2 separate regions of the Homo sapiens genome follow, and region 1 is linked to region 2. A link is a loop called in an ENCODE intact Hi-C map of the cell type or tissue named here. Cell type or tissue: IMR-90. All regions are shown on one strand.

What was found. Peaks named below come from ENCODE experiments on the same cell type or tissue, not always from the same donor. Only the 100,000 strongest peaks of a DNase experiment are listed, where the experiment ranks them.
Region 1: it touches region 2 in a loop (9-fold over the local background); 4 of 110 quality-filtered maps call a loop at or near these places.

Annotation. Positions count from the first base shown.
Region 1 is chr17:77,323,339-77,328,338 of GRCh38, reverse strand. The region is part of intron 2 of SEPTIN9 (septin 9); the gene reads right to left. Among named protein-coding and RNA genes, the nearest start is that of SEPTIN9-DT, 44 kb to the right of the region's middle. RefSeq lists enhancers at 1,496-2,414, 2,606-2,915, 3,026-3,295 and a silencer at 4,582-4,755. In IMR-90, no CTCF peak of the experiment used is centred here; a DNase peak (open chromatin) is centred at 3,088; H3K4me3 peaks cover 253 bases; H3K27ac peaks cover 2,496 bases.
Region 2 is chr17:77,251,211-77,256,210 of GRCh38, reverse strand. It overlaps LACAT1 (lung adenocarcinoma-associated transcript 1), which reads right to left and starts at 2,397. Exons shown (of 3, transcript NR_188630.1): 1 at 1,690-2,397. RefSeq lists an enhancer at 886-2,085. In IMR-90, a CTCF peak has its summit at 2,624; DNase peaks (open chromatin) are centred at 560, 2,240 and 3,710; H3K27ac peaks cover 2,506 bases.

The DNA of each region.
Region 1 (5,000 bases), 72 kb before region 2:
CCTGTGTCTAACAGGAACTTAAGAGCACAAGATGAACTCAACCAAAGGACACACACAGCAGGCATTTCACAGCTGACACCTGTTGGTGGAGGGAGATTAGGAAAGTGGGGAGAGGCAGTGCCTGGGCATGGGGACACCCTGGGCATGGGGACGCCCTGGATACAGGGACACACTGGGCACGGGGACACCCTGGGCACAGGACGCCCTGGGAACGGGGACACCCTGGGTACGGGGACACCCTGGGCATGGGGATGCTCTGGATACAGGGACACCCTGGGCACGGGGAAACCCTGGGCATGGGGATGCCCTGGATACAGGGACACACTAGGCACGGGGACACCCTGGGCATGGGGATGCCCTGGATACAGGGACACACTGGGCACGGGGAAACTCTGAGCATCGGGATGCCCTAGGCACGGGGACGCCTCCTGCCACCTGAAACCCCGCAGCCCCATCACACCCGTCTGTTCCAGCAAATCGGTCCAAAGAGCATTTTCAAGCTTTCATGGCAAAGTTTCAGAGCCAGTGCCTCTTCGCTGATTTCGAGGGTGTGTTGTTTATTCAGTGTTCAAGTCAGAGTTTCCCCATTTAGAAAAAAAAAGAGGAGGGTGGCTCCACGGATGGAGGTATGAGGGCGTCCACAGGCAGAGGGAGTCTCCGGGCTGAGATCTGCGCCACTCTCTGTCCCAATTTCAAGGCGTAGCCTGGAGCCCAAATCAGTCTCCAAACGTGGGCCGCTGGTTAAGAGGAATCTCCCCACCCACGATCCCCTCCCATACCCAGCCCCCACTGCCCAGAGCATGCCAGCCTTGCCTGCCCTGGCCTTCAGGACCCCCTCAGGGACCCTCAGGCTCCAAGTCAGGGTGGGCTTGAACCAAGGCAGCCCCAGAATCTATGCCAATGCCCTTGCCAGTGGGAGACCCTGGGGAGCACCGTGCGGGATGCATGGGGCCAGGCGGGGGCACACAGCGAGCGGCTTCAGAAGCTCTGGCCGTTCGGAGTGGGGGGGTGCCCAGAGCAAGAGACGGGCCAGGAAGCTGGAGTGAGCAAGGAGGCCTCAGCCCCTGGTGGGAGCAGGCCGGGTAAAAATAAACTAACCTGAGGGCAGCAGCCAGCGAGACCACTACAGGAGGGGTGGTGGGGCCGGAGGGGTCCCAGGAGCCCAGGAGAGGGAGGCATTGCCAGAGGTAAGGTCGGCAGATGAGAGCCAGTGCTGGTAGGATTAACTTGCTACAGCAGCTATGGTTTATTCTTTTTTTTTTCTTTTACACATGTTCCTGGGGCTCATGGAATTTACTAGTTTATTATAAAGGATATTACAAAGGATACAGGGGAAGAGATGTGTAGGGCAAGGTATGGGGGAGGGACGCAGAGCTTCCATGTGCTCCCCAGGCGCTCCACCCTCCAGGAGCCTCCACATGCTCATCCATCCAGAAGCTCCCGGAACCCCATCCTTCTGAGTGTTCACGGAGGCCTCATTACGAAGGCATGATTGATTCAATCATTGGCCGCTGATGATCTGCTTAACCTTCAGCCCCTCTCCCCTACCTGGAGGTTGCGGGGTGGTGCTGAACCTTGTGATTCTACCTGGTCTTCCCTGGGAACCATCCTGAAGCTGCCAGCTGGTCTGTCAATCATGAGCATCCAAAAAGACATCACTTTGGAGATTCCAAGGATTTTAGGAGTTGTGTGCCAGGAAATGGAGATGAAAACCAAGTGTATATTTCACAACATGACAGTCAGTCTCTTTCAACCCCAGTCTTACTTCCTGCCGTGCTGCCGGCCTCAGCCCCCCGCGCCCCAGGGCCTTTGAACACATTGCCGGTTGCCTGCAGCGATCGCCTCTGCCTGCTGGGTTTGAGCCTGGTTTACTCCCCTCATCCTTCTGCGCTCAGCCCGAAGGTGTCCCCCCGAGGCAGCCCTCCTGACCTGGTCCTACGAACCGCAGGTTCTGTCCTGCCACTGGTCCCCTTTGTCACACCTGTCACTTCCTGTGTTTCACGTTTACTGATGTGGTCTTGCACTTGTGCAGTCCCATGAGGGCAAGGACTGTGTCTGGCTTTGTCCTCCACGGGACCCCAGCGCCAAGTCCACAGGGAGCACCCAATGCTGAATGAATGAATGAGTGACCGGCAAGGGAGGTTTATTTTGTCATGTTGGGGGTCAAAGGTTGCTGGGCGGACCACATGGGTGAGGTTGGGTGGGGAGGGAAGCAGAGATGACCCCTTGGAAGAAGGGGTAGGAGGCGGGGAGGTGGGTGTGGGGTGCTGTATAAGGATGGCAAGTGCTTCCAGGGGTGACAAGCCAACCTAGAGCACCAGGCAGCAGAAAAAGGCTGACACCCTCACGCCCCACTTCCACTTAGGGAGAGGCCAGGCCTCCGGGAAAGCCAGCTCCCCGTTGCTAGGAGAGCCCCAAGGGAAGCTTCATCAGCTGCTGAGTTGGTCACAGTGGAAACCCATGTGGTGGGTGGGAGGGGTTTGAGGCACAGGGGTTTGGGTGGTGGCTTCAGGATGGAGACTTGTGTCCAGATCATGAGGGGTGGCCCCAGGGATGACCACCTCCAAACAGGAAGCAGACAAAGGCACAGATGGCAGAAGCGGAGGCAGAGAATGGGCTGCAGGGGCTTCCCCAGAGGGAGAGCCGAGCAAGGGGACAGGCTGGAAACACTCAGCCTCCATGGCCTGAAGCACAGACAGCTGGTCTCACACGCAGGCCGGGCAGCCACACCACCTAGAACAAGGGGCATGTCCGCAGGGCAGGCCTCAGGACGCCCCGGGCTGGCCCTGCCATCAGCCTAGAAAGACGGCCCAGGCTTTCCCGGTAGGGAGCACGTCCAGCCAGGTCCTGGGCAGGAGCTGAGACTCCCTGGCTGGCCTGAGAGGGGATGATCGAGTGCAGGCCCAGCCCGGGACTTCCCCACTCCTCCCCGCCACCCAGCGGAACCAGCTGGGCGTGAGAAAAGAAGAGAAGTGAATCAAGAGCCCAGAGCATGAGGCTGGACCAGCCCTTACACCACATGCAAAAATCAACTCAACTTGCATCAAAGACCTAAACTCAAGAGCTAAAACCACAAAACTCTTAGAAGAAAACACAGGGGAAAAGCTTCCTGACGTTGCATTTGGCAATGATTTCTTGGATATGGCGCCAAAAGCACAGGCAACAGAAGAACAAATAGATAAAGTGGAACGTCATAGAAGTTTAAAATATTTGCATATCAGCCTGGGTGCGGTGACTCACGCCTGTAACTCCGGCACTTTGGGAGGCCGAGACGGGTGGATTACTTGAGGTCAGGAGTTCGAGACCAACTTAGTCAACACAGTGAAACCCCGTCTCTACTAAAAATACAAAAATTAGCTGGGTGTGGTGGCGGGTGCCTGTAATCCCAACTACTCAGGAGGCTGAGGCAGGAAAATCGCTGGAACCAGGGAGGCGGAGGTTGCAGTGAGCCAAGATCATGCCACTGCACTCCAGCCTGGGCAACAGAGTCAGACTCCATCTCAAAAAAAAAAAAAAAAATTGCATATCAAAGGGCACTAACAACGTGGGGAGAAGGCAATCCATGGAATGGCAGCAAATCATAGGTCAGATATGGGATTAGTATCTGGATATTAATCTACAGATCTCCTAACACTCAGCAACAACAATCATCCAAATCAAACACAGGTAAAGGACTTGGACAGACATTTCTGCAAGAATATGTGCAAATGAGCAATAAACACGAAAAGATGCTCAACATCACTAACCACTGGGGAATTGCAAATCAAAACCACAAGGAGAGACCCCTCACAACCATGAGCTCTGGGCAGGTAGGAAGACGCCTGGTGGGGAGTTGCCGGCTCCATGCTGTCCCCAGAATTCCTGCAGGGGCTAAGCCCGACCCCGACACCTCACCAGGAGCACAGAAACGAGTGGAAAAGGCCAAAGGCCACCCCAAAGGGCCAGAGGGGTCCAGCAAGGAGTCTGGGACATGGAACCATGCTGTGCATCCAGACACACGGGGACAACAGGGGGATGAAAGGTGGCCCCTAAAATTTACATCCACCCCAGAGCCTATGAACATGGCCTATTTGGAAAAAGGGTCTTTGCAGACGTTATGAAGTTAAGGATCTTGAGATGGGACCATTTTGGGTTACCCAGTGGGCCCTAAATCCGAGAAAGACTGTCCGTATGAGAGACAGACAGGGGGAGATTTAGGGCACAGAAGGAGGCCCCGTGACAACGGAGGCAGAGGTCGAGTGGTGTGGCCACGAGCCAAGGAACGCCAAGGGTTTCGGGAGCCGCCAGAAGCTGCCAGAGGCGAGAAGCAGGCTCCCCCTCGGAGCCTCCGGAAAGAACCAGGCCTGCTGATGCCGTGATTTCGGACTTCTGGCCTCCAGAACGGCGAGAGAAGAAATGTCTGGTGTTTTGAGCCACCCAGTTTGTGGCACTTGGTGATGGCAGCCCCAGGAAACCACTACAGGGACCAGAGTTCCCACGGGGCTGGGCAGGAAGCGGGTGCAGAGCGCGTCAGGCCAGGCCTCTCACCTCGGAGATGGAAAAGCAGAGCTGGAGAGGTTGAGACCGGACAGGCACCGAGCGTCCAGGGGTAAGAACTCCCAGGGGATGGCAGAGGCCATCGGGGACAGCACAGCGAGGGACAGGAGGGAGGGGTGAGGGCTGAGGCACCGCCCTCCAGGAGGCCTCGGTTCCCCGCCCACTGATGACCCAGGAACCCCGTAAGAGGAGCTGGGCTTTACCCTGTGCCGTACTGCATCAGATGGACCCTGGTGGGGACAGACGTCCAGCGACAGCGTGGCCAAGCCCCCTCCAGGACCCCGGGCCTGCATTCATGACCATGCACAGACGGCCACTTCCCCTGCCTGCAGCCCTCCCTCGTGGCCTGTTCCTAGCCTCCCAGCCCAACAGAGCTCCCCAGTGGAAAGTTCCCTTCTTGGAGACTCTCTCCCTGCTGAAATACAAGCTCTTGGAACAAGATAAAACTGCTTAATTTGTAAAAG
Region 2 (5,000 bases):
GCTTCCCGGTCTGTGCCCGTAACCCCACTGCAGCTCTCTGCTGGGACCGTATGCCACCTTTTGAGATGTCCAACATTGACACGTCAGGCACCCTGTCTGCACTGAGCAGACACGTCGGGCACCCTGTCTGCACTGAGCAGGCACGTCGGGCACCCTGTCTGCACTGAGCAGGCACGTCGGGCACCCTGTCTGCACTGAGCAGGCACGTCGGGCACCCTGTCTGCACTGAGCAGGCACGTCGGGCACCCTGTCTGCACTGAGTAGGCACGTCGGGCACCGTGTCTGCACTGAGTAGGCACGTCGGGCACCGTGTCTGCACTGAGTAGGCACGTCGGGCACCCTGTCTGCACTGAGTAGGCACATGGGCATTCTCTGCTTTCCAGCTTCATCCAAAATCCCAGGCATCTGGGAAAGTCCCTGGTCACAGGGAGCCCAGCGATTCCTGGTGTGGGAGGGTAAGGGAATAGAGGAGTGGTTCTTCTCCACCCTGCCTCTGCCCTGAAAGACTTATTCACTGGCAACGTCCCCTAGAAAGAGGCCTCTGAGCTCCTAACCACAGGGTGCAGGACCCAGTAGCTCATGTCTGTGCCTCGTGCCGGGTGGCACGCTGACCCGGCTGCAACCAGCCAGTGGTGACTCAGGCCTCGGAAATGACAGGCTTCCGTGGAGACAGAGGGCGCCGGGGTCGGGGAGGCAGCCCACGAGGAGCTTAAACCCCCACTGGGGGAGGGAGAGCAGGACAGAGCTGGATGGCAACATGAGAGGCCGGGGGTGTGAGTGAGGCCTCTGCCCACAGGTGACCCGGGTCACACCTTCCAGGAGCCACAGACAGGCCCCAGCAGGAGGAGCTGGGGGACACACACAGGCCCCAGCAGCAGAGGTGGAGTGGTTGCAGGACAGGCCTGGAGGGCAGGGGAGGGGCTGAGCCTCCGCAGTGGGCAAGAAGATCGGCCTCACAGCGCTGACGGTCAGGAGGCCCAGTCTGCCGCCCCATGCTGTGTGCCTATGAGGCCCCACGGGCCTCAGCTTCCTATTCTGTGACAGGGAGCAGCCCCCTCACCTGGCCAGGTGCCAACTGAGAGAGAGCTTGGCCCTGGGCAGGGCCACCTTCCTGTGTGCTGAATCGTCACCTGGAGGCAAGACCGGAAAGTGTTCTCACTGTATTGCATTCCTGGGCCCGAGGAGCTCTTTCACAGGGCTGAGCCGTGGATGAAGTGCTTATGAATTGGCACAAAGAGGGGGCCGGGTCTGATTCATCTGTGTGCCCCATCCGCACCCCATACAGGATCGGGCACAGAAAGACATTTCCCATGGTTACAGGAGGAAATAGAGTAGGATGGGGAAGAACTGGCCTCTGAGGTCCCTCTTTCTTCCCACCCTATCCCCCAAAAGTTGCCTTCCTGGACCCCCCTGCCCCCGTGTCCCCCACATAGGTGTTTACACGCTGATCAGTGGTGGAGATTCCAGGCAACAAGGAGCTGGGAGGCTGAACAGGTACTGGAAGCCAGTGGCCAATGCCCCTGGAACAGAGCCCTGTGGCCGAGCTGCGAGCTCTGTTAGGTCTCCAGCTTATGGCTCCCATGAAGGGCCTTGCCCTCCTGCCAGGGGCAGTATAACAATCTACCCAAATGCCCATGGACCCCTCTGGAGGCTTGTAAAGCCCCAAACTCCTGTTTGCTGCGAACTTACCAGGCTCGGCCACAGGGGCAGGGAGAACGTCCGGCCGGAGCGCAGGGAAGGAAGGTTGGGTCTCTGGAGTCCGCGGGGGTGGGGGGCTCCCTCCCAGGTCTCGCCCTTCAGCTTTTCTGTTTCCCACTTCAGGGCCACACGTCCGTCGTTCCGAACCTCCAATCACATTGGTAACCAACATCATGGGTTCCCAGTGGCCCCGTTGTGGGGTCTTTTCCTCCTGGGGTCTCTGCTGGGGCTTCTCCCTCTCCTCGCTTCCGGCCATCCCCTTCGCTGGGGAGCAGTTGGCTGCTTTTCCGCAGCCAGTGCCTTTCGCGGGTCCAGTTGATCCTATGAGATGCACCATGGAGGGGTAAATGCAGCCTGGGCTCCTCCAGAAGCCAGGGTGCCCACTGCTGCGTGGAGATGCTACCAAGCGTTCAAGTTGTGCGGGTTGTGGAAGAAGCTGGTGAGCCCTGGAGTCAGGCCTGGAACTCAGAACCGAGCGTGAGTCAATCCCTCTGCTTTTCACCGGGAAAAATCTTCCTGGCTCGAGGTCCTGGGTTCATCACTTTCTTCAAACAAACACTCAATCAAACACTTAGAGACTTCCGGTCTGGGTAAGATGGCCTAAACCCGACCCTCCCTGTTCCTGTCTGCTAAGCCCTGGAAAGAATGTAAGAGGCAACCCTAAGAGGGCCCTGAGGTGGAAGGAGCAGGAGAGCTGGTAAAGGACCCCAAGGCTGGGTCAGGAATATTTATCAACAGGGCATTATGACACCCCTCACCCCCACCCAATACAGGACCCGCCCAGGCGTGCATTTCCCAACTCCCGACCTAGCAACAGAAGGCAGCCAAGTAGGCTCCTTTCTCTCCTAGATTAAAGGCAAGTCGCCCCAACACACTAGGCAAGGCTGGGCCCGATTGCTCACAGCTGTAATCCCAGCGCTTCAAGACAGGAGGATCTCTTGAGACCAGGGATTTGATACCAGCCTGGGTAACCCAGCAGACCCTGTCTCTACAAAGAAAACTTAAAAATTAGCCGGGCATAGTGGCAGCTGCGTACAGTCCCAGCTACTCAGGAGGCTGAGGTGGGAGGATCACTTGAGCCCAGGAGATCAAGGCTGCAGTGAGTTATGATCGCACCACTGTACTCCAGCGTGGGCAACAGAGTAAGACCTGTAAAAAAAAAAAAAAAAAAAGCTGGGCACAGTGGCTCACACCTGTGATCCCAGCACTTTGGGAGGCTGAGGCGGGTGGATCACCCGAAGTCAGGAGTTTGAGACCAGCCTGGCCAACATGGTGAAACCCCGCCTCTACTAAAAATACAAAAATTAGCCGGGCGTGGTGGTGGGTGCCTGTGGTCCCAGCTACTCAGGAGGCTGAGGCAGGAGAATCGCTTGAACCTGGGAGGCAGAGGTTGCAATGAGCCAAGGTTGCGCCATTGCACTCCAGGCTGGGCGACAAACTCAAAAAAAAAAAAAAAAAAATGAACAACAAAAAACCCACCAAGCAAGCCAGGCAGAACCACCAAAGGGGTTGGCCCAGCACCCTCCTGCTAATTATTGGCCAGGGTTAACCCTTTCCTCCTCACTGGACCTGAAATTCCACTCCCCCACCCAAAATCATGGCACAGCAGAGAGAGGGGGAGACGTTGATGGCAGGGAGAAAGCCCACCACAAGCAGAAGGCCTGTCTGTCCCTGTGAGCGGGAGACTCCCTTCTCCCACCTGGAGGCAATGAATGTCCAGCCTGGGAAAGCTCCTTCTGCCTCCTTAAGCAGCACCACACAAGCCGAGCTGACCTCTATAGCACGGCAGAGGCTCTGCAAATCAGATTTTCATTGGAACCACAGCCCCCAAAAGTAGCCCAAGACCTGGGTGCTAAACCTAAGCAGGGCCGCTGCTACCAAAGTAAAAAATGCAAACAGGACCTGAAGTCTCCTCACCTAATAGCCACAATGTCCAGGATATGGTGAAATTCACTCATCCCACCAAGAACTACGAAAATCACAATGTGAGTGGGAAGACCGTCAACTGAACCCTGAGATGAATCAGACGTTGGAGTTACGTGCCCAGGATTTTACTCTTTTTTTTTTTTTTTTGGAGACAGTCTTACTCTGTCACACAGGCTGGAGTGCAGTGGTGCGATCTCAGCTCACTGCAACCTCTGCTTCCTGAGTTCAAGCGATTCTCCTGCCTCAGCCTCCTGAGTAGCTGGGATTACAGGCATGTGCCATCATACCCGGCTAATTTTTGTATTTTTAATAAAGACAGGCTTTCACTATGTTAGCCAGGCTGGCCTCGAACTGCTGACCTCAAGTGATCCACCCTCCTCGGCCTCCCAAAGTGCTGGAATTACAGGCATGAGCCACTGCGCCCAGCCATGTGACCAGGATTTTAAAGCAACCATCAAAAAAAACACATAAAAATAAAAAATTCAACAAGCAATTGCAAATTCTCTTGAAACAAATGAAAATATAGAAATTCTCAGCAAAGAAATAGTGGGTATTTAGAAAGAACCAAATGGAAATTACAGAACTGAAAAATGTCATTGCAGAAATTTTAAAAACTCCCTGATGGGCTCAGTTGTAGAGTGGAAATGACAGACGACAGAATCAGTGAATCTGGGGACAGATCAATCCAAAGTACCCAGTCTGAACCACAGGGAGAAAATAGACGGATAAGAAATAAACAGAACGTCCACATCCAATGGGACCATAACAAACAAATCTGACACTCACATCATAGGGGCTAAGGAGGAGAAGAGAGTGAGGCTGAAGGAGTATTTGAAGAAATAATGGCTGAAAACTTTCCAAATCTGGTAAAAGACATAAGCTTACAGATTCAGGAAACTGAACTTCAAACAGAAGAAGCCAAAGAAATCTACACTGAGATATCATCATTAAACTTCTGAAAACTAAAGACAAAAAATCTCCTCAGAACAGCCAGAGAAACAACACATTACCTATAGGGACACCAGTTCAAATTATCTCATCTGAAACTACGGAGGCCAGAAGTGATGTGGATGACTTGAGGTCAGGAGTTTGAGACCAGCCTGGCCAACATGGTGAAACCCCGACTCTACTAAAGTTACAAAAAATAGCCGGGTGTGGTGGCACATGCCTGTAGTCCCAACTACTTGGGAGGCTGAAGCACGAGAATTGCTTGAGCCTAGGGATTGTGGGGCCAAGACTGCTGATGGGGGGTGGGGTTGAGCTGTGATGGTGCCACTGCACTTCAGCCTGGGTGACAGAGTGAGACTCTGTTTCAAAAAAAAAAAAAAAAAATCAGTAACAGAAAGACTACAGGAAAATCTCTAAACACTTGGAAA